2 separate regions of the Homo sapiens genome follow, and region 1 is linked to region 2. Evidence: read pairs that join two places in POLR2A ChIA-PET (ENCODE). Cell type or tissue: PC-9. All regions are shown on one strand. Each heading gives the region's core, and the rest is flanking DNA. Links, peaks and the distances in the headings are about the cores only.

Region 1 (16,576 bases), core at 8,399-12,398, 1.1 Mb after region 2:
CTTTGCCCATTTTTGAATCTGGTTATTTGTTTTCTTGTTATTGAGCTTTTTGAGTTCCTTTTATATTTTGGGTATTAACCCCTTAAAGGCTGTATGGTTTGCAAAATGCTTTCTTGCATTCCACCGATTATCTCCTTGCTTTGTCAATTGTTTCCTTTGCTGTGCAGAAGCTTTTCAGTTTGATATAATCACATTTGTCCATTTTTACTTTTGTTGCCTGTGCTTTTCAGGACATATCCAAAAAAATGTTGCCTAGACCAATGTCAAGAAGTTTTTTCCGTTTTCTCCTAAGAGATTTGCAATTTGGAGTCTTATGTTTAAGTCTTTAATCCATTTGTATTGATTTTTTGTCTATGGTGTGAGATAAGGGTTCAATTTCATTCTTTTGTTTATGGATATCCAGTCAACACCATTTATTGAAGAGACTGTCCTTTCTCCATTGTGTGTTCTTGGCACCTTTGATGGAAATCAGTTGACCACAAATGCATGGATTTACTTCTGTAAGCCTTCTTTTCTCTGATATAAACATTTAAGACCATAATTTTACTCCAAATGCTTCATTAACCGAATCTCACAAATTTGGATATGCTATGGTTTTATCAGGACAAAAGATTTTAAAACTTTTCTTGTGATTTGATTCATGGGTTATTTTGCAATGTGGTTTAATTTCAAAATATTTGGATTTGCCAAAGTTTTTTTATCTTGATTTTTATTTTAATTCTGTTGTTATTAAAGAATATATTCTTGGCTGGGTGCGGTGGCTCACGCTGGTAATCCCAGCACTTTGGGAGGCTGACGCAGGTGGATTATGAGGTCAGGAGTTTAAGACCAGCCTGGCCAGGATGGTGAAACCCCATCTCTACTAAAAATACAAAAAAATTATCCAGGCATGGTGGTGGGCACCTGTAATCCCAGCTACTTGGGAGGCTGAGGCAGAGAATTGCTTGAACCCGGGAGGCAGAGGTTGCAGTGAGCCGAGATGGTGCCACTGCACTCCAGCCTGGGTGACAGTGCGAGACTCCATCTCAAAAAAAAAAAAAAAAAAAAAAAAAAAAGGATATATTTTTTATTATTTCCGTCCTTTGAAATATACTGAGACACATTTGATGGCCCAATTTATGGTCTATTTTGGTGAATAAAGTACATACATGTAAACATAAAAAATAAAGTACATAAACATAAATGTACACGGGAACATAATGTGTATTCTGTAATTGTTCAGTAATGTTTGATAAAATGCCAATTAGGAGGCCAGGTGTGGTGGTTCACGCCTGTAATCCTAGCAGTTTGGGAGGCTATGGTGGGCAGATAACCTGAGCTCAGGAATTCGAGACCAGCCTGGGCAACATGGCAAAACCCCATCTCTACTGAAAATACAAAAAAATTAGCTGGGCTGGTGGTGCACTCTTATAGTCCCAGCTACTCGGGAGGCTGAGGCAGGAGAATCACTTGAACCCAGGAGGCGGAGGTTGCAGTAAGCTGAGATCGCACCACTGCAGTCCAGCCTGGGTGACAGAGCAAGACTCTGTCTCCAAAAAACAAAAACAAAAAAAGGTCAATTAGGTTCTGTTTGTTTAGAGTTATGCACATCCTCTACATGTTTTCTGATTTTTGTTTGTATGTTGTATCAGTTACTGAGAGAGGAGAGTAAATCTCTTCAACACTTATTATTAATTTGTCTATTTCTCCTTTCAATTCTATCAGTTTTGCATTCATATACATTGAAGTTTGTTAGCGAGTGTTCAGGAATTGCATGTCTTCTCAATGAATTGATTCTTTTCTTATTATGTAATGTCACTCTCTATCCCTGGTAATTCTCCTTGTCTTTGTCTGATAGCAATATAGCCACTCCTGTGTTTTTACAATTAGTCAACACATGGTTCTCTTTTCTATTCTCTTTTAAGTTGTATGTATCTTCATATTTAAAGCATGTGCTTATAAACATCATATAGTTCAATCTCACTTTTTAAAATCTAGTCTAGCTCTCTTGCTCTTTTCATTGGAAGGTTTAGTCAAGCTAGATAGAATATAATCAGTAATTTGATTGGGTTTGATTCTACCATCTTGCTATTTGTTTTCTCTTTGTCCCCTTGTCCTTTGTTTCTTATTTTCCTCTTCCTGTCTTCTTTTGGATCAGTTGGGTGTTTTCTAGTATTTCATTCTATCTTCTCTATTAGCTTTTTAGCTATGCCTCTTTGTTTTAACTTTTAGTGGGTGCTTTGGGGATTAAAATAAACGTAATTTATCACTGTCTACCTTGAATTAACTTTATGCCACTTCACATAAATGTAAGAACTTTACAACAATATACTTTCATTTACCCACCCTCATCTTTTGTGCAATTGTCATACATTTTGCTTCTACACAGATTATACACCTCACAATACTTTGCTACTATTTTTGGTTTAAGCACTCAAATGTTTTTTTAAAGAAACTAAGAAATAAGAAAAAATGTCTTTTATATTTATGCCCCACATATTTTCCATTTCTGGTAGTCTTTTTAATGCAGATCTAATATCATCCGGAATCATTTTCTTTCTGCCTGAGGACTTCCGTTAACATTTCTTGAAATGCATGTATGTTAATGATTCATCCAGCTTTTGCTTCTCTGGAAATGCCTTTATTCTACTTTTTAAGACTACCTTTTTCCTGGATATAGATTTATGGGTTGACTGGGGTTTTTTATTATAGTTTTGTTTGTTTTTTATTTAATCACTTCAAAGATGCTGCCAATTATCCTCTGACTAGTTTTATGTCTGATAAAAAAAAATAGGAATACTTCTCATTATTCCTTTTTTTGTAACCTGTCTTTTTTCCCTGGCTACTTTTTAAATGTTCTTTATCTTCAGTTTTTAGCAATTTGATTATGATATGCCTAGGTGTGGCTTTCTTTGTGCTTCTCTTAAATAAGTTTTATTGAATTTCTTGGATTTGTATGTTGACATTTTTTCATCAAATTTTGGGGAAAGTGGCCATTACTTCAACTTCTTTTCCTGTCTCATTTTTTTCTCTCTTCTTTTGGGACTCCACTTACACATGTATTATACTGCTTGATGTTTTCCGACAGATCACCGAGTCTTTATACTTTTTAATGCTTTTTTTCTCAGTGCAGTTTAGATAATTTCTGTTGACCTGTTTTCAAGCTCACTGATGTTTTCTTATGCATTATTCAATCTAATGTTAAGCATTAGATACGGTGAATTTTTTATTTCATGAAGTATGCTTTCTAGTACTGTAATTTCCACTTGTCTCTTTTTAAGGTTTCTCTTTCTCCATTGAGATTTCTTTATTAATGTGTCCATCCTTCCTTTTAATTCTTGAACTTATTTCTACTAGCTGTTTTAAAGTCTTTGTCTGCTACTGTCAATAACTGTGGCATCTCTAGTCCCATTTCTACTGACTTTATTCGCTGGGTTGTGGGTCACGTTTTCTTACCACTTTGTATGTCTAGTAATTTTTTTATTGAATGCTGGGCCTTATGAATGCTACAATGTTGAGTTTGGATTATGTTGTTTTCCTTTAGGGTGTTGAGTATTGCTAAGGCAAGCATTTAATTTATTTGTGGTTTAGCTTGATCCTGCTGAGGCTTGTTTCTAAGCTTTGTTAAAGTAGGCCAGGAATAGCCCATAGGCTAGGGCTAGAGCAGTCCTGTTTCTAAGGATTGGCCTTTCTGGGATCTCAACTGAATGCCCAGAGTGTTCAGTGATAGAGCTGAACTATGATTGGCCAGAAATCCAATGTCTGTCATTGCTGTGTAACCTCAAGAATCTCCAGCCAGCGCACAGACCCTCAGTAGGTACCCTCTGCTAGGCTATGCAGGGTCCTGTTGCACATGTGCAGCTTTGTATTTGACCAAAGACTGAAGGGGACCCATAGGCAGATTTCTAGGGCATCTTCCCTGTTTGGCTCTTTCTTCTTTGATATCCTTCTATTGAAATTCCAGCCACTGGCTGGGCATGGTGGCTCACACCTGTAATCCCAGCCCTTTGGGAGGCCGAGGCGGGCAGATCACAATGTCAGGAGATCAAGACCATCCTAGCCAACATGTTGAAACCCCATATCTACTAAAAAATACAAAAATTAGCTGGGCATGGTGGCGGGCGCCTGTAATCCCAGCTACTCAGGAGGCTGAGGCAGGAGAATCGCTTGAACCAGGGAGTCAGAGGTTGCAGTGAGCCGAGATCACGCCACTGCACTCCAGCCTGGGTGACAGAGTGAGACTCCATCTCAAAAAAAGAAAAAAGAAATTCCAGCCACTTCCACAGCCTGAAGTCTGAACTCTGCTGACTCCACCCAGTGAAACTAGTGCTGTCTTGTGGGATTTAATTCCTTGTGCTGCCACTTAGAAAGTGTCCCTGGCAGAAAGCTAAATTGAATGTGGAGCTTAGCACATGTGTTTCCTTTGCTCAAGATTTACTGGCCAGGTTTTGGTAAACCTTTACAAGCACTGAGCAAAACTCTTGGCAAATATTAGTTGCTTAGTAAGGTGTTTTTTTAAGGAGGAAGGTGTGATGAATTTAGTTCACTTCTGGAAATACCCACAAGGCTATTCAAATGGCCTGTCCAGAGAATCAATCTCCATTTTCCCCATCCACTCTCAGCTTCCCCTCAGGAGTAACAAACTTTCTCCCCTCTTCAGAAGCTGACAAGCAGTTTTCTGTGCATTTGGGTTACTCAGTTTGTAAAGCTTTGAGCATTTAGATAATGACCAGAATTACATTCATCCACTGTTAAGATACACCCTGTTCTCTGGGGGATTTGATATACTTTTTCCAAATCAGCTAAATGCTCTCTGGAAGAATTATTGGCGGGGAGGAGAGGCTAAACAACTTAGCATAAATCATCATTCAGAATGTGTCCTTGAAGCCCTGCATATAGTTTCTCGTGTTACCAAGAAAAGAACTTCTGAGTCTGTTTAAAGAAAGCAGCAGCAGCCAGCTCCAGTGTCCTCTTCAAGGAGAACGCTCCAGGTTTAGGAAGTTCTTGGGTGAAAGAAATCCCCAACAAGGCCTCTTGGCTCCTTGTATTCACCTCAAACACCCAGCTCGGCCTTATCTTCCCAGGGCACATTTTCTGGACCAGTGAACCAAATAAAGACAGGCCATTTTCTTTTGTTTGCATCTTGACTGGGAAGACCAGGTCTCCAAAGGAAGGATTATTTCAAGCTTGCTTTGGAGATTGTTTGAATTTTTCACACTTTATCCTTATCTACTGCCTGTCTCCCGACTCCAATCACCCTGCAAGCTAAACACGCCATATATATTCAACACCATCTTCTCTCCTGTGAAAGACGTGTCATTTGGCTTTGTGGCCCAATGACCACATTCTTGCCTTGGAGACACTTGATGGGTAATTTGAGTTCAGAATCCCTATAGTTCGGCCAGTAGATCTAACCCTTCAACTAAGATTTCCTCTTCATCAACAAGCACTAACTTTCCCCATGCCTACGTTTTGATTCAAAAGTACAAGACGAACAAAGGATTGAAAAGATTAAATGTGTGAGAGTTTTAATTTTCCTCTGGGGGAAAAAAGACAGCAAGTTATGATTTTCTTCTAAGCAAACAAACCATTTTCCATATGCCTCTAAGAGAAAACTGCTTTTCTATTATTCTGCACATTCCACAAATAAGTCCAGTGGGGAGGAGGGTGCCTAGGAAGCAGCACATTTTCTTATGTTGTAGAAAAAATGTGTTTTCCAACTCATAGTCTCTAAGCTCTAGTAAAATAATTAGGTTCGAGGAGCAACTCTGCTTTTGAAAGGCAGCCAGGGAGCATGGAAGAGCCAGGGCTTACTTTCTGAATGCTGTGAGGGCCTCTGGGTGGGGGCCTAGTGAGACCTGACCTCATGGCCTGAGGCATCTGATGCACCATGCACCTGCCCCCATGGTAGGACACTTGCCCCTCACCACGAGATGGGTCTGGGAGGCTGTGCACCCTACAGAAAGATTGTCCAGAAATACCTTCTGCAGTGTTACCTTCTGGATTCTAGCTCTTGGGGCATATATAACCCCCATTCTCAAACCTTAGAGGAGAACCTGGGGTGGCCCTTCACATCCTTGCTAGAACTTCAAAGACTTTGGTACCTGGCCTTGTCATTCCCCTACTTCAGTCGCCCCCAATCTTTTTGGCACCAGGGACCGGTTTCATGGAAGCCAGTTTTTCCACGAATGGTGGGGGGATGGTTTTGGGATGAAACTGTTCCACCACAAATCATCAGACATTAGATTCTCATAGAGAGCACACAACCTAGATCCCTCAAATGCGCAGTTTGCAATAGGGTTGACGCTCCTATAAGAATCTGTCAGATCAGCCACAGCATTAGTAGGTGGAGCTCAGGCAATAATGCTCACTCCCCTGCCACTCACCTCCTGCTGTACCAGTACCGGTCCATGGCCCTGGGGTTGGGGACCCCTGCCTTACTTCATTACCTTCAATAGTTCCCCATTGTTTTTATGATGAAATTTCTATTCCTCAGATTTTCTCACAAGTTTTTGTTTGTTTTTTGTTTTGAAACAGGGTCTCACTATGTCACCCGGCTGGAATACAATGGCACAAATACAGCTCATGGCAGCCTTGACTCCTGAGCTCAAGCAATCTTCCCGTCTCACAATGCCTGGCTAATTTTTTATTTTATTTTTTTAGAGATGGTGTCTGGCTATGGTGCCCAGGCTGGTCTTGAAATCCTGGGCTCAAGTATTCCTTCTGCCTCAGCCTCCCAGTGTGCTGGGATTACAGGGATGAGCCACTGTGCCCTGCTGGTAAGTTCTTAATAACCTGATCCTGCTGTATCTTTCCCTTATCTTTCACTCCTCCCTCTGCAATCCTCCCTCCACTCTCCTAACCCCACCCTCCGCCAACCCCTGCTTCTCTCCTCCAGCATATGGAAGTCTTTGCAGCCCCTTGGATGCACTGGACTCTCTTTCAGTTTGGAATGCTGTACCTGGAGGGTGGGAACAACATGCCCTTGCTCCACCCTGCTAACTCCAATTCTCACCTCAAATCTCAACACAGGAGTGCTTCCTCCAGGAAAGCCTCCTTCAAGGCTGAGTTGGGCATCCCTCCTGCTTGCTGCCATAGTTCACTGTGCTTACCTCATCACAGTTATTCATTCACAAGTATTTACTGAGTGTTCCCATATAGCAGCCACTGGGCTAGGTCCTAGGAATACAGTGGGAAGAAACACTAATAAATAAGTAAAACAAACAAATACCTGATAAAATCCTATTCGTGATAATTTCTGGGAAAGAAAAGGATATACATGGAAAATAGGGGGTGAGGTAAAGACCACCTTATCCTATTTTATTCTTATGTTCTCTTTATTACTCTTTCCACTAGACAGCAGGTACCCCAAGAACAGAGATTTGTGTTACTCTTCGCTTTACTTCTAATGCCCAAGTAGGATGCAGCATAATGAAGGCATTCAATAAGAGCTTGTGGTATGAGCCATAACGATTTTCTCTTCCTTCCATTTCCGGGCCTGTTTTCAACATTGTTGGAAACTGGAAATTTCAAATCTCTTTCCAGGAAGGGTCAACTGGACAGAGAAAAAAGGACATTGAACGAAGACACTCTGAATTCAAAGGACAGAGAACAAAGACCCTGGCTTATTTGGAAATCAACCTCCTTCCCTAATCTGCCATGTATTTGATATCTATCGTTATTGGTATTTTAAATATAAGGACGTTTTAAATATGACCTCAAATTCTTTGACAATGCTTCCTCTTGAATGTGGGCTGGTCCTAATGACTAGCTTCCAATGAGTAGAAATTGCAGAAATGATGTGTTAATTTTGAGGCTACATCATAAAAGACAAAGATAATGCAGCTTCCATCTCCGTCCCTCTTCCATCTTGCTCTGTAGGAAGCCAGCTTCCATTTTGTAAGGACATTCCAATAGCCTAAGAAGCAATGCCCATGGTTAGGAACCGAAATCTCCTGCCAAATGACAAATGAGTGACCATCTCAGGAACAGCTCCCTTACCCCACCAAGCCTTCAGAGAGGACTGCAGCTCCAGCCAAAACCTTAGTTGCAACCACATGAGAGAGCCTGAGTCAGCCATTCAACTGAAGTGTTCCCAGACTCCTGACCCACAGAAATCCACAGATAATAAAAGTTTGGTTTCAACCACTATGTTTTGGGGTAATCTATTATGTAGCAGTAGATAATTAATATAATTTGTCTGCACACTGGAACTTATGTCGTAAAAGAAGGGAGTTAGCTGGGCCTTCTCTGCAAGAAAAGCCTCTCTCCATTCCAGACAAAAAAGGGGAACTTGTCTGAAAAATCAGAAGGGTAGTGGGATGGACTATTAGTGTCCCCCTAAAACTCATAAGTTAAAATCGAATTTGCAATGTGATGGTATTTGGAGGTGGGTCCTTTGGAAGGTAATTAGGTCATAAGGGTGGAACCCTCATGAATGGGATGAGTGACCTTGTAAAGGGAACCCCAGAGAACTTTCTTGCCCTCCCTCTTTCTGCCATGTGGAGATACAAGGAGAAGTGGACACTCTGCAACCAGGAAGAAGACCCTCACTAGAACTGACCATACTGGAGCCCAGAGCTTGGACTTGCAGCCTCTGGAACCACAAGAAATAAATTTTTGTTGTTTATAAACCACCCAGTTTACAGCTGATATAGTTTGCATGTTTGTCCCTTCCAAATCTCATGCTGAAATGTGACCTCCAATGTGGAAGGTGGGTCCAGTGGGAGGTATTTGAGTCATGGGCGTGGATCCCTCATGAATATCTTGATGCCCTCCCCACAATAATAAGTTCACATGCGATCTTTCTGGTTGTTTAAAAAAAAAAAAAAAACAAGAGAGAGATGGGGACCTCCTCTCTCTCTCTCGCCATGTGATACGCCTGCTCCCCCTTTGCCTTTCATCATGATTGTAAGCTTTCTGAGGCCTTACCAGGAGCCAAGCAGATGTGGGTGCCATGCTTGTATAGCCTGCAGAATCGTGAGCCAAATAAGCCTCTTTCCTTTATAAATTACCCAGTCTCAGGTATTCCTCTATAGGAATGCAAAATGGACTAACACAATGGCACTTTGTTATAGCAGCCTGAATCAAGACAGGTAGTTGCTTTTCCAGCTGTAAAGAGACTGGGCCTATCTTGGATTCTCAGGTTTCCAGCCTTCTCCATAACATCCCCTATGACCCCAAAGGAGTTGTGAATGTAAGTAGGCATATAATTAAAAATTCATGCATCTTGAAAACTTTCAATGTGTTGGCACTGTTCTAAAGAGCTTTGCATATATTAACTCGTTTAAGCCTCACAACTACCCCGTGAGATACTATGATTGTCCCTGCTTTACAAATGAAGAAACTGAGGCACTGAGGAGAAGTAACTTGCCAAAGCAAGCTTTTAATATTGGAGAAAAGACCCTAACAAAAAAGAAGGCTTACTATGTGACAATCATTTTAACAAACACTTTCATAGCATTTTTCTTAATCCACAACACAAACCTGCAAGAAATAGGTCAAAGGCCTATTTTAACGATAAAAAATGAGGCCCTTGAAGGGTAAGTGACTTGCCCATTGTCATACGGGACGTGGCAGGTGTGGGTTCAAAGTCTAGGTCTGTTGCTTTCAAAGCCTTCTTTCCTCAACACCCAGCTGCCTCCCTGCTCCCCTACCCTCTCTCTGCTCTCAGCTTCAGATGTGTGCTTGGCAGATCCAGAAAAATCCCTCGGGTGCTGGCCAGCTGCCTAAATGAGGAATGAGGTGACAGCCCTGAATTTACACATGCCCAGGCACCTCCAGGCAGCTGTTACCTGCACCCAAGTCTATGCTGATGTGCTTTACCACAAGCCTTGGGTCAGAGATGAGTGAGAAAAGTGGGCAGAAAAGGAGCAGGATAAATGGGCTGCAGTAAGCCCAGCTGTTTTGGCTTCAAGGCAAGAGTTCAGTAAATCCAGAAACACCTGTGCCTGTGACATTCCTGCGGTCGAAGCTGCCTCAGGGCTTGGCTCTGCTTCCCGGGATGAGGCAAGAGTTCAGAGGAGATGGACAGAAAAAACTCTCCTGACTGTCAGGAGAAGGGAAGAGCCCCATCTATGAAGTCAGACGGGCTAGCCTAGGAGAAATTCATACTGTGTATCCATCCACATACCTGTGTTATCTGTGAGTAGAAAACCTGCTTCCCTGCACATAACACGCACTCACTTGTCCATGTTAACTCCCTCGCCTCTCCACTCTCCTGTCCTCATCTCCAGAGTTTGAGGTACCCCTTGACTTAACATGGAAGTCAGCAGGCCATCCTCATGAGCTAGAAATTGTTAGCTCTCCTTGCATTTCTCTAAGGCAATGGTCTGAGACCTCTTTTGGGTACTTGGGATGATTGCATTTTGCTGTAATACAGGGGAAAGAAGAGAGCTGTGGGAGTCAAATTTTGGGGGCTTAAAGATCACCTGGAGTGTGTGTTAGAAACACAGACTCCAGTTTCATTCCAGTAATTCTTATTCATTGGGTGCCCCTATGAATGGGCTTTTTTTTTTTTTTTTTTTTTTTTTGACAGAGTCTTGCTCTGTCACCCAGGCTGGAGTGCAGTGGCACAATCTCAGCTCACTGCAAGCTCTGCCTCCCAGGTTGACGCTGTTCTCCTGCCTCAGCCTCCCGAGTAGCTGGGACTACAGGTGCCCACCACCACGCCCAGTTAATTTTTTCTTGTATTTTTAGTAGAGACGGGGTTTCACCGTGTTAGCCAGGATGGTCTCGATCTGACCTCATGATCTGCTCGCCTCGGACTCCCAAAGTTCTGGGATTACAGGCGTGAACCACCATGCCTCGCTGAATGGGTATTTCCAAGCCACCATCTGGCCACACTTAGAGAAGCTCTGGATTAAGAAGAGTTTCAGGCATTCAAGAAAAGCATCCCATATTCATCCTCTTTGACAAATTATTAGATCCTGGTTACCTTTAACCAGTTTAACGTAAAATTTCAGATTATGTCTTCATAAGAATTTATAACAAATTTTTAAATTTCAGATTCCATTGAAAAGCTGATGAACATCTAAAAAGAGAGAAGGTAGGGCTTATCTCCAAAATCAAAATGGTAGTTGCTTTTTTATCCTTGGGAGACTAGACTTGTCTTTAGGGTTCTTCAGTCCCTTCCAGAAGCCAGTTTTGTTTTTCCGTGTTTGTGTCTGTGGTAGACAGAATTTTGGCCCCCATTAAGCTGTGAAGTGTGTGGTAAGTTGTTATATAGCACTAGAAAACTAACAAAATCTAAATGTTTTCATTTAAAAAAATATTTTGGGGCTGGGTGCGGTGGCTCATGCCTGTAATCCCAACACTTTGGAAGGGCAAGGTGGGCGGATCATGTGAGGCCAGGAATTCAAGACCAGCCTGGCCAACATGGCGAAACTCCATCTCTACTAAAGATACAAAAAAATTAGCCAGACATGGTGGCACGTGCCTGTAGTCCTAGCTACTCTCGAGGCTGAGGCAGGATAATTTCTTGAACCTGGGAGGCAGAGGTTGCAGTGAGCTGAGATTGTGCCACTGCATGCCAGCCTGGGCAACAGGGTGAGACTCTATCTCAAAATATAAAATAAAATAAACATTTTGGTCTAGAATTTTGTTTTCTGTTTTGGTTCAGTTTGGTTTTTGGTATTCTTAGACTTGAATTCATTGCTGGATGATTCTCTATGTAGAAGTTCCCTGCCTCTCTTTGAAGACCACATCAGATGCCACTTCCTACAGGAAGCTTTCCCCAAGTAAGTCATTTGTTGTCATTAGCCTAATGGTCTTTGCTGGAAAAGTCCCCATTTGTTGGTGAGTGAGAAATGGGGGATGTGATACCATTTGGATATGTGTCCCCACCCAAATCTCATGTTGAGTTGTACTCCCTAGTGTTGGAGGTTGGGCTTAGGGGAAGGTGATTGGTCATGGGAGTGGATTTCTCATGAATGGTTTGGCACCATCCCTTGATGCTGTGCTTGTGATAGTTAGGGGGTTCTTGCAAGATCTGGTTGTTTAAAAGTATGTGGCACCTCCCCGCCTCTTGCTTCTGCTTTCGCCATATGACATACCTGCACCCCCTTCACCTTCTGTCATGATTGGAAGCTTCCTGAGGCCTCCCCAGAAGCAGATGCCACTATGCTTCCTGTACAGCCTGCAGAATCATGAGCCAATTAAACCTCTTTTCTTTATAAATTACCCAGTCTCGGGTATTTCTTTATAGCAATGCAAGAATTGGCCTAATACAGGGTGATAAAGGATTGAATGTATATATGAGGAGGGGGGGATGTTTGGGAGCCAGACAGAAAGATAAGTTCATTCATTCATTCGAGAAATATTGATCAAGCATCTATTATGTTTCTTCTAGGTGCTAAAGATACTCTGGTGAATATGACAGACAAAGTTTCCCTCTGTCTACATTGTAGAGGAGGCAAGCAGATAATACAGAAGTCAACAAATAAATAAAGAAAATTCTCCAGACAGCAATAAGTCCTACAGGGGGCAAACTTCCAGTAATACGTGAGAAACAGAAAAAGGAAGCCCCTTTAGAAACAGTTACTATTAAAGCCTTCGCTAAGAATGTGATTGTTGAGCTGAAACTTGGATGATGAGAAGGAAAATGTGCCCAAGAAGGGAAAGAGCAATTGCAAAAGCCCAGAGACTGGAGGGAACTTGATATGTTTTCTGAACAGGGTAAAAAAGGACTATTTGACAAAGAAGCAGTAAATGAGTGAGAAAGTACAGCCGAGGTCCGATTAGCAGACAGAGGCCAAATCAACTAACGTCTTGTAGATCACAATGAGGATGTGGGTTTTATTATATGTGTACTGGACAGCTAGTGGATGTGGAATATTATTGCAGCTTCTTCCAGACCAGACTCTTGCAGGAGTCAGATCTTGGGAAAGGGGTTGTGTGAGGTTGGAGCTGTAGGAGGATGCAGCTGCAGTCAGAACCATGGCAGGCTGGCAGGGATGATGGGAAGGAGAGAATAAGTATTCCAACTGCTCTAATCTTGCAGTCTCTTGCCAGTCCCTCCCGCTAGCTACAAAACAGAAAGGGAGAGGACAAAGCCACCTTGGTGATGCAGTTATCCAAGTGGTCAGCCTCACAGAAACAGGAGAGAATGTGTTGGAGAGGGCAAAGGAGATCATTACACACAGACTTGCTGTTTTAAGTACCTACAATGTCTTCTCAGCTAGCAGACTACTAGTTTATCTTCATAACTACCTACCAAAACCCACCCGGGCGGAGGGAGATAAGTGGAGTTAATGTATTCTAAGGTTCTTCCATTGTCCAGGAAGTAGTAAAAGTACTAATTAATACTAAACTATTATAAATCAGGAATGCATGGTATAAATTCTAAGGTGATCACTTAAAAAGGAGATAAAAGAATATATACCTAAAAGGCCAATAGAAGGGGGATATGGAATGATAAAAAAAAAACTTGACCAATTCAAAAGAAGACAACAAAGGAGAGGAAAAGGAATATAGAACAAAGAAAAGATAAATCATACAATAGATTTAAACCCAACTAAGTTATTATTTCAGTATTTCCATGAATGTACATTGACTGTGCTACAATTAAAATGTAAAAATTGTCTAATTGGATTTTTAAAAAATCCTCAACTATTTGCTACTTATAAGAAACATATCTTAAATATAAGGGCATAGAAAGCCTGGCTATAAATAATTGGCAAAAATATGCCATATAAGCATTAGGAAAAATAAGGATAATATATAGTCACGTATCAGAAAAAGTAAACTTTTTTTTTTTTTTGAGATGAGGTCTCACTATGTTGCACAGGCTAAAGTGCAGTGGCAAGATTGTGACTTACTACAACCTGGACCTCCTGGGCTCAAGCCATCCCCGCAACCCCAGCCTCCCAAGTAGCTGGGACTACAGATGCATGCCACCATGCCTGGCTAATTTTTATTTTTTGTAGATATGAGATCTCACTATATTGCCTAGGCTGGTTTCAAACTCCTGGCCTCAAGCTATCCTCTTGCCTTGGCCTCCCAAAGTGCTGGGATTACAGATGTGAGCCACCACATCTGTTCAGAAAAAGTAAACTTTAATGTAATAAGCATTACTAAAGATAAAGAAGGACATCTTACAATGAGAAACGGATTAATCCACTAAAAAGGTATAACACATCTAAATTTTTTTCTTTCTTTTTTCTTTTTCTTTTTTTTGTTACTGAAACAAGGTCTTGCTCTGTTGCTGAGGCTGGAATGCAGTGGCATGAACACAGCTCACTGCAGCCTCAGCCTCCTGGGCTCAAGCAATTATCCCACCTCAGTCTCCCAAGAAACTGGGACTACAGGTGCACGCCACCATGCCTGGCTAATTTTAGTAATTTTTGTAGAGATGGGGTTTCACATGTTGCCCAGGCTGGTCTTGAACCTTGGGCTCAAGCAATCTGCCTGCCTCAACTTCCCAAAGTGCTGCGATTACATGCATGAGCCACTGCACCTGGCCTGTATTTTCCAACATGTAATACATAGCCTCAAAATATAAAGCAAAATTAGCATAAGAAAAGGGGAAAATAGATAAATCTATTTCTCAGGAAATAATAGAAGAAGTAGACAAAAATCAGTAAGGATAGAGAATATTTGAACAGCATAATTAACAAACTGCTTATGTAGAACATCGCACCCAACAAATGAGGAATATAAATGTCATTCAAATGAACACAGAACATTTACCAAAACTTGACAATATGAATGGACAAAGCAAATCTCAGAATATTCAGAATAATTGAAAGCATACAGAATATGTTGTTAGACTACAGTGCAGTTAAACTAGAAATCAATAACAAAAAGATAACTAGAAAATATCCACTACTAAGAAAAAAAGTTACAGAAAACCTAAATAAATAGATGGATATACCATCTTCATGGATTGGAAAACACAATATTGTAAAGATGACAATGCCCCCAAAATGACATATGGATTCAATGCAAGCTAAAGTAAAAACCCAGCAGCTTTGTATGAGAATATGCATTTGGCTGGTGTTAACAAGCTGATTCTAAAATGCATATGGAAATGTAAAGGATTAAGCACAGACAAAATAATATTCAAGAACAGAGCTGTAGGACTGACACTATCAGGTACAATGCTTATTACAATGCAAGATTTACAAATGTGGAATTATTACAAGAGTATAAAAATAGACCAGAGACATAGAACTAGAGACCAGAAACTGATACACACATACGTGATCATTTAACTTACGATAAGATGGAAAACAAGTTTTTTTTTTAATAACTTGCTCAGGAGCAATAATAAATCTTAAGGGAAAAAAAATAAAATCTTGATCCCTACCCTTACGTCATACATAAAAAGCAATTCTAATCATGTTGTACACAATACAACAGCTAAAATGTTATCTGTCAATTTAAAAAATTTTAAATTTTGTTGGCCGAGCACGGTGGCTCATGCTTGTAATCCCAGCACTTCAGGAGGCTGAAGCGGGTGGATCACGAGATCAGGAGATTGAGACCATCATGGCTAACACTGTGAAACCCCGTTTCTACTAAAAATACAAAAATAAAGTAGCCGGGAGTGGTAGCGCGCACCTGTAGTCCCAGCTACTCAGGAGGCTGAGGCAGAAGAACGGCGTGAACCTGGGATGCGGAGCTTGCAGTGAGCCGAGATCGTGCCACTGCACTCCAGCCTGGGCGACAGAGCGAGACTCTATCTCAAAAAAAAAAAATTAATTTTGTCATAAAATTGATGATTTTACATGATTTTTCTAAGATATTTTAAATAATAAACTATTTTCTTAAATTAAAAAAAGACAGTTCTAGAGGAATGCAACGTAACTTGAAAGGTAAAACAAAATATGTCTTCTAAAAGTTAAAAACAGGAGAATATCTTTGTGATCTTGAAGTAGTTAATTTTTTTAAAGGAATTAAAATTGATAAACATGATGGAAACCTTTATAAATTGGACTATATTAGAATCAAAAACTTTTTTTCATTTAAAGGCATAATTAAAAGAGTGAAAAGGCAATTCAAAGAGTGGGACAAAATATCTGCAACACATAATTCCAAAAAAGGGACTCATATTCAGCATGCATAAATAACTTCCACCATTCAGTAAGAAAACAAACATACAATCCAGTGACTCAATAGAAAAATAGAAAAATGGAGCTGGGCATGGTGGCTAATGCCTGTAATCCCAGCACGTTGAGAGGCTCAGGTGGGTGCATCACTTGAGGTCAGGAGTTTAAGACCAGCCTGGTCAACATGGTGAAACCCCATCTCTACTAAAAATACAAAAAAATAACCGGGTACGGTGGTGAGTGCCTGTAGTCACAGCTAACTGGGAGGCTGAGGCAGGAGAATCGGTTGAACCCAGGAGGTGGGGGCTGCAGTGAGGTGAGATCGTGCCACTGCACTCCAGCCTGGGTGATAAAGCTCTCAAAAAATAAAAAAAGAAAGAAAAAGAAAAATAGAAAAATGAGCAAAATAATGGGCTTTACAAAGAAGCTAGCCTAATGGCCAATAACTATATGGAAAAAATGATTAGCTTAATTAGACATCAGAGAAATGCTAACTACAATATGATGTCACATCTACAAAAATGGGTAAAATTTAAAAGGTAGACAAT
Region 2 (16,576 bases), core at 7,942-11,941:
GGAGAGACACTCTGCTTTTTAGGGTTTCCGGTTTTTCTGCTCTGTTTTTCCCCATCTTTGTGGTTTTATCTACTTTTGGTCTTTGATGATGGTAATGTACAGATGGGTTTTTTGTGTGGATGTCCTTTCTGTTTGTTAGTTTTCCTTCTAACAGACAGGACTCCCAGCTGCAGGTCTGTTGGAATTTGCTAGAGGTCCACTCCAGATGCTGTTTGCCTGGGTACCAGCAGCGGTGGCTGCAGAACAGTGGATTTTTGTGAACCGTGAATGCTGCTGTCTGATTGCTCCTCTGGAAGTTTTGTCTCAGGGGAGTACCCGGCCGTGTGAGGTGTCAGTCTGCCTCTACTGGGGGGTGCCTCCCAGTTAGGTTGCTCAGGGGTCAGGGGTCAGGGACCCACTTGAGGAGGCAGTCTGCCCATTCTCAGATCTCCAGCTGTGTGCTGGGAGAACCACTGCTCTCTTCAAAGCTGTCAGACGGGGACATTTAAGTCTGCAGAGGTTACTGCTGTCTTTTTGTTTGTCTGTGCCCTGCCCCCAGAGGTGAAGCCTACAGAGGCAGGCAGGCCTCCTTGAGCTGTGGTGGGCTCCACCCAGTTCGAGCTTCCCTGCTGCTTTGTTTACCTAAGCAAGCCTGGGCAATGGTGGGCGCCCCTCCCCCAGCCTCATTGCTGCCTTGCAGTTTGATCTCAGACTGCTGTGCTAGCAATCAGTGAGACTCCGTGGGCATAGGACCCTCCGAGCCATGTGCGGGATATAATCTCCTGGTGCGCCGTTTTTTAAGCCCGTCAGAAAAGCGCAGTATTAGGGTGGGAGTGACTCAATTTTCCAGGTGCCGTCTGTCACCCCTTTCTTTGACTAGGAAAGGGAACTCCCTGACCCCTTGCACTTCCCGAGTGAGGCAATGCCTCGCCCTGCTTCGGCTCACGCATGGTGTGCTGCACCCACTGTCCTGCACCCACTGTCTGGCACTCCCTAGTGAGATGAACCCGGTACCTCAGATGGAAATGCAGAAATCACCTGTCTTTTGCATCACTCACGCTGGGAGCTGTAGACCGGAGCTGTTCCTATTCGGCCATCTTGGCTCTCATTTTTCTAAATATAGATATTCAGTTTTCCCAGCAGCATTAATTGAAGAGATTGTTGCTTCTCCAATGAATGTTCTTGGAACTTTTGTCAAAAATTAGTTAGCTATAAATATATTGATTTATTTCTGTTCTCTATTCTATTTCATTGGTCTATGTGTACTTTTTATGCTAGTATCATGCTGTTTTGATTACTATAGCTTTGTAGTTTATTTTGAAGTCTGATAGTGTAATGTCTTCAGCTTTGTTCTTTTTACCTAGGATTGCTTTGACTGGGGTCTTTTGTGGTTCCATGTGAATTTTAGAATTTTTAAAAATTTCTATGAAGAATTTCATTGGTATTTTGATAGAAATTACATTGAGTATGTAGACATTGCTTTTGTTAGTCTGGTCATTTTCACAATACTACTTCTATCTATGAACATAGAATGTTTCCCGTTTTATTGTATCCTCTTTCATTTCTTTCATAGTGTTTTATAGTTTTCCTTGTATAGATCTTTCACCAACTTAGTTAAATTTATTTCCAGGTATTTTATTTTTCTGTTGCTATTGTAAATGGGATTGCTTTATTGATTGCTTTTTTCTCTACTTTGTTGTTGGTGTATAGAAACACTACTGATTTTTATATGTTGATTCTGTATTCTGTAACTTTACTGATCATTTATTAGTTCTAAGAGTTTTTCATGGAACTTTTAGGGTTTTCTGTATTTAAGATCATGTCATCTGTAAACAGGGACAATTTGACTTCATCTTTTCCAATTCGGATGCCCTTTATTTCTTTCTTTTGCCTAATTGCTCTAGCTAGGACTTTCAGTACTATGCTGAATAAAAGTAATGAGAGTTGGCATCCTTGTCTTGGTTCCAGATCTCAGAGGGAAAGCTTTCAACTTTTCTCTATTAAGTATGATGTTGTCTGTGGGCTTGTCATATATGGCCTTTCTTGTGCTGAGTTATGTTTGTTCTATACTTAACTTGTTGAGAGTTTTTATCATAAAGGGATGTTGAATATTGTCAAATGCTTTTTCTGCATCTGTTGAGATTATCATGTTTTTTGTCCTTCATTCTGTTGATGTGACGTATCATGTTTGTTGATTTGTGTATGTTGGACCATGCTTGCATCTGTGATATAAATCTCATTTGATCATGGTAAATGATCTTTTTAATATGCAGGTGAATTTGGTTTGCTAATATCTTGTTGAGGATTTTTGCATTTAAGTTCATCAGATATTTTGGTCTCTAGTTTTCTTTTTTTGTTGTGATCTTGTCTGCTTTTGATATTAGGCTAATGCTGCCCTCATAAAAAAGTTTCAGAGAATTTCCTCCTCTTCAATTTTCTGAAAGAGTTTGAGAAGAATTGACATTAGTTCTTTAAATGTTTGTAGAATTCAAGAGTAAAGTCATGAAGCACTGGGCTTTTCTTTGATGGAATACTTTTTTGTTACAGATTTAATCTTATTACTTGTAATTGTTCTATTCTGTTTTATATTTCTTTCTGGTCCAATCTTGGTAGGTTGTGAGTGTGCAGGAATGTTCCATTTCTGCTAAGTTTTCTAATTTGTTGGTGTATAGTTATTCATTACAGTCTCCAGTGATCCTTTGTATTTCTATGATATCAGCTGTAATGTCTTTTTCATTTTTGATTTTATTTATTCGGATATTTTCTCTTTTTTCTTCTGTTAAGCTAATGTTTGTTGGATTGTGTTTATCTTCTCAAAATACCAATGTTTTGTTTAGTTGATCTTTTGTAATTTTTTAGTCTCAATCTCATTTCTTTCTGCTCTGATATTATTTCTTTCCTTTTGCTAAATTTGGATTTGGTTTGTTCTTACTTCTCTAGTCCTTGAGATGCATTATTAGTTGGCTTATTTAAAATCTTTCTACTTTTTAAATGTAGGCATTTATTGTTATAAAATTTCTCTTAATACTGTTTTGCTGTATCCCATAGGTTTGGGTATGTTGTGTTTCTATTTTCATTTATTTCAATAAATTTTAAAATTTCTTTTAAAATTTCTTTCTTGACCCATTGATTGTTCAGGAGCATGCTGTTGAATTTCCATGTGTTTATATAATTTCAAAAATTCCTCTTGTTAATGATTTCTAGCTTTATTCTATTGTGGTCAGACAAAAATATTTGATACAATTTCAATTTTAAAAAAATTGTTGGGACTTGTTTTGTGGTCTAAGATGTGATCTCTCTTAGAGAATGCGCCATGTGCTGATGAAAAAAATGTGTATTCTATAGCGTTTGGATAAAATGTCCTGTAAATCTCTGTTAGGTTCATTTGGTCTAAACTATAGTTTAAATTCTATGTTTCCTTATTCATTTTCTGTCTAAATAACCTGTCTAAAGCTGCAAGTGGGATATTGAAGTTTCCAACTAATATTGTCTTGGGCTCTCTCTCCTTAGATCTAATAATATTTGCCTTATGTATCTTGGTACATTGGTATAGGGTAAATATATACTTACTATTGCTATATCCTCTTGTTGAATTGATCATTTTATGATTATATAATGAGTGTCTTTGTTTTTACAATTTTTTACTTAAAGTCTGATTTATCTGATATAAGTACAGCTACTTCTGCTCATTTTTGGTTTCTGTTTGCATGGAATATCCTTTTCTATCCTTCCACTTTCTGTCTATTTGTGTGTTCACAGATGAAGTGAGTTTCTTGTAGGCAGTATATAGTTGGGTTATATATTTTATCCATTCAGGCATTCTATATATATTTTAGTGCATGCTTTAATCCTTTTATTAATATTAATACATTCAAGATTATTATTGATAATTGAGGACTTATTCCTGTCATTTTGTTAGTGGTTTGCTGGTTATTTGTATTCCTTTGTTCTTTCCTGCACTCATTGTTTACTGCTGTAATTTGGTCTTTTTCTGTTGTGATATGTTTTGCTTCTTTTCTCTTTCTCCTTTGTGTATTTGCTCTGTAGAGTTTTATACTTTTGCATGTTTTCATCATAGTGATTATATCTTTTCACTTCCAGATGTAGGATTCTCTAGAGCATTTCTTTTACAGCAGGTCGAGTGTTGATGAATTCCTTCAGTTTTTGCATGTCTAGGAAAGACTCTTTCTCCTTCAATTCTCAAGGACAGCTTTGCTGGGTATAGTTTTTGGTTGACAAGTTACTTCTTCCAGTACTTTGAATGTGTCGTGTAATTCTCTCCTTGTCTGTAAGTTTTTTTGCAGACAAATAGGCTCATAATCTAATGGAGATTCCCTTATATGTGAATTGATGCTCTTCTTTTGCTATTTTTAGAATTCTCTATTTGTCTTTGATTTTTGACAATTTGATTATACTGTGTCTCAAAGAGGACTTTTTGGATTGATCTTATTTGGGAACCTTTGAGTTTTCTTGGATCTGGATGTTCATAAATCTTTCCAGACTTTAGGAAGTTTTCAGCTATTATTTTATTAAATAGTTTTCTAAGCCTTTTCCATTCTCTTCTTCTGCTGGGACATAAATGTTATAAAAATTTGTTCATTTAGTCGTGTTCCACATGGCTTGGAGGCATTCTTCACTCTTTTTCATTCTTTTTTCTTTTTCTCTGACTGGTAAATTTTAAATGACCTATCTTCAAGTTCAGAGATTCTTCTGCTTGATCAAGTCTGTTATTTAAGCTCTCCATTGTATTTTATTTTATTCGTTCAGTTCCTCAGCCACAGAACTTCTGTTTGGTTCTTTTTTTATAATTTATATCTCTTTGTTGAATTTATTGTTCATGTCATGAATTGTTTTACTTATTTCATTAAATTGTCTGGTTTTTTTTTTCCCCTTATCTCATTTATCTTCCTTGAGATCATGCGTTTGAATTCCTTTTCTGTCAGTTTGTTGATTTTCCTTCTATTGAGGTCTGGTACATAGCTATTATCTTCCTATGGTAGTGTCATATTTCCTTGTTTTTTGTGTTTCTTGTGTTCCAATGTTGATGTCTGTGCATCTGGTGGAACAATCACCACTTCTAAACTTTATAGTCTTTTATAGAGAAACAATTCCACTTGCAGATGTGTTGTAGTATGCTGGTTGGGAAAGGTGTGATGACTTTGTTTCCAGATGAATACAGTGATATGGTCTTTGTGTAGCTTCTTCAGCTATGTGCAATGTCAGCCATAACTGTGGACACTTCAGTGGCCTAGGTTGTAAAAGTCTGTGTCAGTAGTAGTAGCAGCAGCAGCATAGGTTGTTAATGTCCTTGGTGTCAAGGGCTTTTGGTTTTCTCTTATTATTCTCTTTTTCCCCACAATGGAGAGACTTAGCCAAGGAGATCCCTATTGGTGTCAGGTCTGACATGGTCTACAGACAGCCTCAATAGTACTGGGTTCCAGGTGCAGGTGCTTGCAGTTGCTGTGGGGCCAGGGTCCTAGGCTCAGGGTCCCATGAACCCATTGTGGCACCTGGATCTTGAGGTGCAGGTTTGCTCTCTGTGGCAGATTTGGATGTAGGTTGCCCACTGAGCTAAGATCTGTGATTCAGAGTACCACCCCTTTTCCTGCCCACCCCCCTCCCCCCAGCAGCTTGAGTCTAGGGGGCTGGTTTATAAATGTCCTTCGACCTTTAGAGGGCAGAGCACAACACTGGCCTGACTCTGGGAAGGAAGGCGTCCTCTGGAGGTTTTGGAGTTGGGTATCAGTGTATGACTACTTTGAGAACCTGAGCCAATAGAGCTCAGTGGCAACTTGGGTCCTAAAGGATGTAGCACCATATAGTAGTGACTCTAGACCCTGGGATATTGGGGTTTGGCCACATCCCAGACTCTGTGGGACCATATGCAGTACTAGCAAGTACCCTAGAATGGTGGAGTACAGCTATTGTTCAGGCCCTGGGGAGCAGGGAACAGCACAGAGGTGACTCCACTTCCCAGGAAGAGGGACGTCTCAGCAGCTCAGACTCTAGAAGGCTGGTCCAGCTCCAGGGCATCTGTATACTAAAGTTGTTTGACCTGTAGGGCAGTTGTCTCATCTCAGCCACTGCTCTGTTCTCCTGTTATGTGGGGGTACTACATCAGCTCAGTCCTGGAATGCACAACTGCTCAGCTCAGCCAGGACACTGATTCCCCAAAGCGCAGTGTACTGCTTCAGCTTAAGCCTGGACAGCCCAGGCACCATTTCCTGGGATGCAGGGCATTACTTCAACTTAGGTATCAGGAAGGCATGACTGCTTTGAGTGACCAAGGTACTTGTTTCTCAGGAGGCAGGGTACCACTTCAGCTCCAGACTGAAAGGGCAGGCAAAGGGGTAGGTGGAGTGGCTGGACATTTGCTTGGCCTTATGAGGAATGATGTAACAGCTGCTTGCAGCTAGCTGGAGAATGTCAGCCACCAGGCTGGGTGGTTTGGTGGTGGCTTAGCCTGGGGGTGAAGGAGAGCCATGGTTAATCACCCGCAGAGCAAGACACACTTCAGCCTTACTTCCAGCTCTAAGATGGAGAAGCACAGTAGCCATATGGGCCATAAGGGAAAGGGGACAGTGTCAGCTCCTTCTCCAGGGGAAACAGAGATATGTGGCCTCCAGGCATCCCCCTCAGCTGGGCTTAGTGCTTGTGAGGAATGCAGGGAAACTGGTGGTGAGGTCTGTAGGTATCCAAGGTGTTCACTCGGGCTTCTGGGATCCTTTTGGTTACATCTTTGCTGAAGGGAAAAGTTCCCCCGGTTTCCAGCTGATCTTGCTTGAGAGACAGGGTGGTGGAGGCCCAGCATTTCCTTAGTTTGGTGGGATATGAAATTCTTGATTCAAATCTCTTTACTTTAAGAATGGTGAATATAGTCCCCTAATCTCTTCAGGCTTATAGGGTTTCTACTGAAAGGTCTGCTGTTAGCCTTATAGGGTTCCCTTTGTAGGTAACCTGTCCCTTCTGTAGTTGCCTTTAACATTTTTTCTTCTTTTTGATCTTGGAGAATCTGATGACTATGTGTCTTGGGGATGGTCATCTTGTATAGTGTCTTGCAGGGGTTCTCTGCATTTCCTGAATTTAAATGTTGGCCTCTCTAGTGAGGTTGGGGAAATTTTCATGGATGATATTCTCAAACTTGTTTTCCAAATTGTTAGTTTTCTCTCCCTCACTTTCAGGGATGCCAATGAGCTATAGATTTGGTCTCTTTACGTAATCCTATATTTCTCAGAGATTTGTTTCATTTTTTATTCTTTTTTTCCTTCATTTTTTGTCTGACTGAGTTATTTTGGAGAACCAGTCTTTGAGCCCTGAGATTCTTTCCTCAGCTTGATCATTCTGCTGTTAATACTTGCAATTACATTATGAAATTCATAAAGTGAGTTGTTCAGCTCTATCAGATCAGTTTTTTCTTAAAATGGCCATTTTATCTTTCATTTCCTGTATTCTTTTATTGTATTTCTTAGATTCCTTGGATTGAGTTTTGACTGTCTCCTGAATCTCAATGATCTTAATTCCTACCCATATTGTGACTTCTATTTCTGTCATTTCAGCAATTTAAGCCTGGTTAAGAATCATTGCTGGGAAACTAGTGTGGTTGTTTAGAGATAAGAAGAGACACTGGCGGCTGGGCAAGGTGTCTTACGCCTGTAATCCTAGCACTTTGGGAGGCCGAGGCAGGCGGATCATGAGGTCAGGAGATCGAGACCATCCTGGCTAACACGGTGAAATGCCATCTCTACTAAAAATACAAAAAATTAGCCAGGTATGGTGGCAGGCACCTGTAGTCCCAGCTACTTGGGAGGCTGAGGCAGGAGAATTGCTTGAACCTGGGAGGTGGAGGTTGCAGTGAGCCAAGATCGTGCCACTGCACTCCAGCCTGGGTGACAGAGCAACACTCCATCTCAGGAAAAAAAAAAAAAAAAAAAGAAAGAAAGAAAAAAGAAGAAGACACTCTAGCTTTTTGAGTTGCCAGAGTTCTCGTACTGGTTATTTCTCATCTTTGTGAGCTGATATTCCCTGAAGTTGCTGTCCTTTGGATGAATTTTTGGCTTTTATCTTTTTTGATGCTCTTGAGGGTTTAATTGTAGTATAAGATGGCTTCAGTCAACTGACTTCATTTCTGGAAGATTTTAGGGGGCCAAGGCTCAGCTCAGCACTCCTGGGCTGTATGTTCTAACTCTGGGGCCAGTACTGGGCCCCCAGCTTTGGTCTCTGGTTAAAAACCTGCTGTGCTTGAGAGGCCAAAGTGTTCCCAGTCTGCGGCCACTGCACTCTCATGAGTGGTGCTGGCCAAAGTGCTTCACTGGGCCAGTGGCAGTGGGGTCCGTGTTTGCTTGTGTGTGCCAGCAGCTGTGGCAGCATGGCAGGGTACATATGTGTCAGCTAGGGTGGGGTACTGTCGGGAGCAGAGCTGCGGTGTTCCTGCCGCCCCAGAATAACTGTTTAAAACCAGATTTTGCCAACCCCCAGGAGAAATAACAGTAGAAATTGGCCCACTGGGTAATTAGAAAATGAAAATGGGGACTGTGATCTGGTTTCAGAGATGAAAAGCAGTTAAGTTGGGCCCTCAGGAACCTGGGTTGGAGCTATCATTAGTGGCAGAATAAAGTTCCTTCCAGGTTTTGGCTCCATTCCAAGGTAAAAGATGAGGAACCTGGAGACATGAGCTCTCTCTCCTGATCTGGGGCTAAATTGGTTTATTGACAGAAATGATTCTTCTCTAACACAGTCCACTTCACCCCTGTAAAATGAAACAATTTCTATTAATTTGCCACACAACCACCTCAAAAAGAATTAATAATTATATTGTAGTAGCTATGTTAAACTGGTGCTTACAAAGTGACAGTACTCACTTACTACCTTATATCCATGATCTTATGTATTCCTAATAGTAACCCTATGAAGCAAATATTATCATATCCATTTTACAGAAGAGAAAACTGAGGCTGTAAGATGTTCAGTTGCTTTCTGAAAGTTGCACATTTTGTAATAAATCCAGTTCTATTTGCCTTAGAATTCATGTTCTGGGATACATATTGGCTTCCTATGTGAATTTAGGTTAGCAATTTTCCCCTATTGCACAGAACAATGTCTGGCAGGCAAACTGGGGTCAACATTCCTCACTGTGACCCATCTATGGACAAGGAGTAGTGGTAGTTCCTAAAGACTCCAAAGATCAGTTTCATTTCTCCTCATGTTTTGGGAAGTCTATTCACTCTGATACTTGAAAGAAATATGTGTTGATTGGAGTGAAACAAACATCAAAAGAACCTCTTGCACACTTTTTAATAGTGAAGAATTGGGGATGAATAAAATTACAGGAAAGAAAAGTCTTCAGGAGGAAGAAAATAAGTTGCTTGAATGTAGGGAACTGAGTCACCATAACTGGCATAACATTAATGCCTAATGCTGGTGAGAAAAATCTGTTTATATCCCCAACCCTTGTGCCTATTGGCGCTAGCAGCCCAGAGTCTCTTGGGCATGTTCCACAAATTACCATTAAAAACAACTTCTTATTGCCAAGTCTATGGAATCTCAACTCCAATCTCACCCCTGGAGCTTAACAATCCTTATTAACCTGCTTTAGCTTTTGAAGCTGGATAAAAATTAAAGGACTTAGTGTTTGTGTTTAAAGCACCTTAGGGATAACTTTTTCCCATGTCTGGCAGTGATGGTCCCCAGACTTATCCAGGCTGCATCTATTCTATGCTAATCCAAAAGGAATTCACATTCCCTCACCTGTACATGATATATTGCAGAATCACAAAATCACTTTTACTCTGAGTTTCACCTGAAATGGACTCTCAACTCTTCATTTACCTCACTATTTTTTTAAACTTAAATTCAAATCTTAACGTCTCAGAGATGGTGAGGATTATGGTGAATTCCAGTTCTGTCCTCATCACCTACTATTATGGAGTGACTTAACCTCTTTGGAAATTTGTTTCCTTATCTCACTTCAACAAGAGAAGCAAAAGTGAGATTTTTTTAAGAATAAAAAAAATGCAGTGAAAACCATTTTGAGAATCCTTTGGTTGCTTTGGGGTAAATAAAATTAGCTTCCTAATAGCAGTTTCTGGCACAGTTCCTCAGCCAACTGAACTAAACTGAATAAATAGCTCAATGATGCTGTAATGTGGGGTTAAAGTCATGGTGGCTAGAAAAACTATTAGGTAGCTGCCAAGAAAAACCACACGAATTTATAAAGCCAGCAGTGACCCTAAGTCTTACAGGTAGGACAAAATTATTATTCCTTTTCATGCAGCTTAACATTCATAATACTCTTCAATGTTGGAAGATTAACTTGGTAAGTATCCAAGAAAACACAAGAACAGGGCTAGCTTTTAAGGATTAGAATTCCAAAAAGAGCAGAGAAAGGGTTAGAAATCAGGGGTCTGAAATACTCTGCAAAAATACTGCCTCACTGAAGCATTTTCACTAAGACCAAGAAATTTTTTTCATTTTGAGTGACCTACTTATTGCCATGGTTTCTATAGAAGAGATCATTGGAAAGTACACTTCATTCTAATTTGGGGTTCCATTGATTAGGGGAGTTTCCCTCAGGGCACAAGCTTTCCGTTTTCTATTTTTTTTCCATTTGCATTATGTCCAAAGCACATGTGGCAAGAGGACTTTGTAAAAACCAAGTCTCAGCTTCTATAGATGTAGCAAGATGATATTTCAGAACATGCATATTGTGATTTCTTATTTCTACTTCCTCAAGCAAGAATCATCCATTGCCTGAAGAGAATTGGGAAAAAATAGCAGAAACAACATCAAGTTATTTTTATTGAGTCTTTCCTAAGTGCCTGGCATGGTTCCAATCACTTTATACCTATTATTTAATATTCCCAGCAATCTTATGAGATGAGTGCTATTATTATCTCCATTTTACTGATGAGAAAACTGAGGCATAGGAAGTTTAAGTGACTTATCTAAGATCAAAATCTGGGAAAGATGAAGCCCTGAGAGTCAATGTTCAGCTTTAACCTTCGAAACTAGGCTTACTTTAGAGAAGATGGTTATGAAAACAAAAGCTTTTGACTTGCAAGTTCTTGGCTTTTTTTAAAACCATTTGCTGGATTTTAACATTCATACATACGAAAAAGTACACAAATCAGCTGCATAGATCAATGAAGTCACACAAAGTGAACAGTCTCATGTAACCCAGATCAAGAAACAATATTACTAGCACTCAGAACTTCTCTTTAAGGTTCCCCTCCAAATACAATCTCTCCCACCAGTATCTTGACTTCTAAAACAATTTTTTTGCACCTTTTTGAACGTTTTATTATTGGAGTTATATACGATGTACTTTTTTGTGTGTCTGGCTTCAGTCAACATAAAAAACATAGAGAGATGAATCTCTAAATAGGAAAGGTTTTGTTTGGGAATAAGCTACGAGAAGTAGCACTGTAATCCGGGATGTATATATGGAGCAGGGTGGCCTCTGGTATGTCCAGAGAACAACAACAACAACAAAAAAGGTTAGGATTTTGTTGGGGAAAGAGGAGATTTACCTGTTGTTTTAAAAGACACTTCATTGCACTGGCAGTGCCCTGTGAGAGCTGAGTTCTGATCGGCGAATGCCAATAGTTGCTAGGTAGGACTTGTAATCTTGGAGTTGCAGTTAGACCTTTGGCAGTTTTGGATTGGGCTTGTGAAACAATTTGTCAGGCAAGTGTTTCTGTGTACGTGGCTAGCTGTCCTTGTGCTGCTAGCTGTCCTTGCACAACTCACATAGTCGCTGCAGTATGGAAAAAATTTCTTGTGATAGTTGTTGTTGCTAGGCAAATCATGCATGAGAACCTTCCCTTGATGGCCTTCCCTGGCTCCATTTTGCCAGGTTTGACTTGAGTGACTCCATTTAGAATCTGACAATTTTCATTCTTCTTTCACTCAAATTTATGTGGTGAGATCCACTCATATTGGGCTTTCTTTTTAATTTCATATGGAATTCTATGTGGATATGCCAAAATGCATTTATCCATTTTACTATTGATTGACATTTGGGTTGTTTCTGGTTTGGGGCTATAATGAATAGTATTACAAAGACTATTCTTGTACATATCTTTTGATGCACATAAAAACATATTTTTTTTTGGATGTACACCTAGGAATGGAAGTGATGGGTCATATGTTATACTTATGATCACTTTATAGATATGGCTCAACAGTTTTCTGAAGTAGTTTAACTACTTTATTAATTTTAACATGTTAATTTATAAATTATTTCTTTTGTAATTAGCTGATTTTGTATCAAGTTTAAGAAATCTTTGCTTACCTGAAAGTCATGAAGATATTATCATCCGATTTCTTCCAAAAGCTTTATTGTTTTACCTTTTCACATTTAGATGTAAACATTTAAAAATTTTATTTAATTGACAAATTAGCATTTTTATTTGACAAATAAAAACTGTTGTCACCTTGTTATACAACAGAACTCTTAAAGTTATTCTTCTTGTCTAGCTGAAATTTTTTGTCTTTTGACCAACATCTCCTAAATCTCGCCATCTCCACCTATGGTAACTACCATTTTACTCTATTTCTGTGAGTTCAACTTTTTAAGATTCTCTATATAAGTGATATCGTGTGGTATTTGTCTTTCTGTGCCTGGCTTATTTTACTTAACATAATGACCTCCAGTTCCTCAATGTTGCTGTAAATAACAAGATTTCTTCCTTTTTATGGCTGAATAATATTCCATTGTGTGTATATGCCACCTTTTCTTTCTCCATTCATCTGTTGATGGACACTTAGGTTTATTCCATATCTTAGCTATTGTGACTAGTGCTGCCATAAACATGGGAGTGCAAATATCTCTTTGACATACTGGTTTTCTTTCCTTTGGATATATATCCAGTAGTGGTATAGCTGGATCATAGGCTAGTTCTATTTTTAATTTTCTGAGAAACCTCCATACTGTTTTCCATAATGACTGTAGTAAATTACATTCCCACCAACAATGTTTAAGTGTTGCCTTTTCTCTACATCCTCATGTACACTTGCTATCCTTAGTCATTTTTATAATAGCTATTCTAACAGGCATGAGGTGTTATCTCATTGTGGTTTTAATTTGCTTTTCCCTGATGATTAGTGATGTTAGCCATTTTTTCATATATCTGTTGGCTACTTGTATATCTGCTTTTGAGAAACATTTATCCAGGTCATAGGTCCATTTTTAAATTGGGTTACTTATTTTCTTGCATTGAGTTTCTTATATATTTTGGATATTAATCCCTTATCAGATGCATGGTTTGCATATACAGATGCTTGTTGACTTACAGTGAGGTTACATGCCAATAAACCTGTTGTAAGTTGAAAATATTGTCAAATCAAAAATGCATTTAATACACCTAGCCTACCAAACATCATAGCTTCGCCTAGCCTATTTTAAACATGCTCACAACACTTATGTTAGCCTACTGTTGAGCAAAAGCATCTAACACACGGTCCATTTTATGATAAAGTGTCTGATATCTCATGCAATTTATTGAATACTGTACTGAAATACACTTTCTGCTGAATGCATATTGCTTTTGCACCATCATAAAGTTGAACTATTGTTAAGTTGGGATCATCTGTGTATTTTTCTGTTCCTTGGGTTGTCTCTTTAGTCTGTTGATTGTTCCTTTACTGTGCAGAAGCTTTTTAGTTTGATGTAATTCCATTTGTCAATTTTTGCTTTTGGTGCCTGTGTTTTGAGGGTCAAAACTATAAAATCCCATTGCCTAGACCCATGTCTAGGAAATTTTCCCCTGTTTTCTTCTAGTAGTTTTATAGTTTCAGTTCTTACATTTAAATGCTCAATCCATTTTGATTTAATGTTTGCATATGGTATGAGATAGGGTCTAATTTCATTCTTCTGCTTGTGGATCTCCAGTTTTTCTAGCACCATTTTTTGGAAAGACTGTATTTTCCCTATTGTGTGTTCTTGACATCTTTGTGGAAAAATCAATTGATTGTAAACACATGGATCTATTCTGAGGCTCTCTGTTCAGTTCCACTGTTCTACATATCTATTTTTATGCCAGTACTATGCTGCTTTGATTACTGTAGCTTTGCAGTAGATTTTGAAATGAGTTAATGTGATGCCTTCAATGTTCTTTTTGTTTAAGATTGCTTTGGCTATTTGGGGTCTTTTGTGGTTCTAGATGAATTTTAGGATTTTTTTTCTATTTCTGTGAAAAAATGTCATTAGAAATTTTATAGGGATTGCATTGGATCTGTAGATTGCTTTGGGTAGTGTGGAGATTTTTAACAATGTTAATTCTTCCAAACCATGAACATGGAATATATTTCTATTTATTTGTGTCTTCTTCAATTTCTTTTATCATATTTCTTTGTTTTTAGCATACTGGTTTTTACCTCCTTCATTAAATTTATTCCTAAGCATTGTATTTTTTTTGTAGGTACAATAAATAGAATTATTTTCTTGATTTCTTTTTCAGATAGTTCATTGTTAGTGTATAGAAATAATACTGATTTGGCCGGGCGTGGTGGCTCACGCCTCTAATCCCAGCACTTTGAGAGACCGAGGCAGATGGATCACGAGGTCAGGAGTTCAAGACTAGCCTGGCCAAGATGGTGAAACCCCATCTCTACTAAAAATACAAAAATCAGCCGGCTGTGGTGGTGGGCACCTGTAATCCCAGCTACTCGGGAGGCTGAGGCGGGAGAATCACTTGAACCCAGGAGGCGGAGGTTGCCGTGAGCCAAGATCATGCCCCTGCATTCTAGCCTGGGTGACAGAGCAAGACTGCGTCTCAAAAAAAAAAAAAAAGATACTGATATTCATGTGCTGATTTTGTATATTGCAACTTTACTGAATTTGTTTGTTAGTATACAGTTTTTTGATGGAGTCTTTAGGGTTTTATGTATATAAGATTATATCATCTGCAAAAAGAGAAAACTTCCTTTCTGATTTGGATCCTTCTATTTCTTTCTCTTGCCTAAATACTCTGGCTAGGACTTCCAGAACTATGTTGACTATAAATAGTGAGAGTAGGCATGCTTGTTTTGTTCCTAATCTTAGAGGAAAAGCTTTCAACGTTTTGCCATTGAGTATAATATCTACATGTTTGTTATATATGGCCTTTATTTTATCTGGCACATTCCTTCTACACCTAATTTTGAGAGTTTTTATCAAGAAAGGATGCAGAATTTTATCAAATATTTTTTACGCATCTATTGAAATTATCATTTGGATTTTGTTTTTCATTCTGTTGAAGCAGTGTATTACATTTATGGATTTGCATGTGTTGAACCATCTTTGAATCTCAGGAATAAGTCCCACTTGATGATGGTGGTGAATTATCCTTTTAATGTGCTGCTGAATTCAGTGCGTTAGCATTTTGTTGAGTATTTTTGCATCCATGTTCATCAGGGATATTAGCCTGTCTTTTCTTGTAGTGTCCTTGTCTGGCCTTGGTAACAGGGTAATACTAGCCTCATAAGATGAGTTTGGAAGTATTTCCTTTACTTCAGTTTTTGAAAAAGTTCGAGAATTAATATTAGTTCTTTAAATGTGTGGTAGAATTTGGCAGTGAAGCCCTCAGGTCCTGGGCTTTTCTTTGTTGGGGAACTTTTTATTATTCAGTCAATCTCCTTGTTTGTTAGTGGGTTGTTTTTTTCTTTCAGATTTTCTGTTTCTTCATCATTTAGTCTTTGTAGGTTGCTTGTGTTGAGGAATTTATTCATTTCTTCTAAGTTATTCCATTTTTTGGGATATAATTGCTCACAGTGGTCTCATGACTCCTTGTATTTCTGAGGTATCAGTTGTAATGTCTCCCCTTTCATTTATTTATTTATTTGAGTCTTCTCTTTTTTTCTTAGTTTAACTAAAGGTTTGTTAATTTTGTTTATCTTTTTGGAAAACCAACTCTTAATTTTGTTGATCTTTTCTATTGTTTTTCTAGTCTATTTTATTTATTTTTGCCATCATCTTTATTATTTCATTTCTTTTACTGTCTTTGGCTTAGTTTGTTTTTTTCTTTTCCTAGTTCCTACAGGTCTAACATTAGATTGTTTACTTGAGATTATTATTGTGTTTATATAGGCATTTATTGCTGTAAATTTCCCTTTTAGAACTGCTTTAGCTGCATCTCATAAATTTTACTATATTGTGTTTCCACTTTCATTTGTCTTGAGATATTTTTATATTTTCCTTTTAATTTCTTCTTTGACCCATTGGTTTTTGGGGATCATGCTATTAAATTTTCACATATTTCTGAATTTTCTAAAATTCCTTTCATTGCTAATTTTTAATTTCATACTATTATGGTTGGAAAAGATATTGGACATAATTTCCATCTTCTTAGATTTGTTAAGACTTGTTTTGTGGCCAAACATATGATCTATTCTGGAGAATGTTCTGTGGGTGCTTGAGAAGAATGTGCATGTCTGTTAGGTCCATTTGATCTAAAATGTAGCTCAAGTCCTACATCTGAAAATTTATCTGGAACTAATGTTTGTCTACGGTTTGAGGAGAGGAGTTCAAGATTCATTTTTATCCATGTATCTGGTCTTCTAATAGACCCAGCAGAATTTTTTGAAAACCCTATCTTTTCTCTTTCTGTACTGTAGTATAACA

Evidence for each region. Peaks named below come from ENCODE experiments on the same cell type or tissue, not always from the same donor. Only the 100,000 strongest peaks of a DNase experiment are listed, where the experiment ranks them.
Region 1: POLR2A ChIA-PET joins it to region 2 with 11 read pairs; 1 of 35 experiments calls an interaction of 5 or more read pairs at or near these places.

Annotation. Positions count from the first base shown.
Region 1 is chr11:35,884,352-35,900,927 of GRCh38, forward strand. It overlaps LOC124902661 (a long non-coding RNA gene), which reads left to right and starts at 6,725. Exons shown (of 2, transcript XR_007062655.1): 1 at 6,725-6,758; 2 at 7,525-8,615. In PC-9, for the core only: no CTCF peak of the experiment used is centred there; a DNase peak (open chromatin) is centred at 9,960.
Region 2 is chr11:34,763,902-34,780,477 of GRCh38, forward strand. All of the region lies in intron 6 of LOC102723568 (a long non-coding RNA gene), which reads left to right. Among named protein-coding and RNA genes, the nearest start is that of APIP, 140 kb to the right of the region's middle. In PC-9, for the core only: no CTCF peak of the experiment used is centred there; a DNase peak (open chromatin) is centred at 10,100.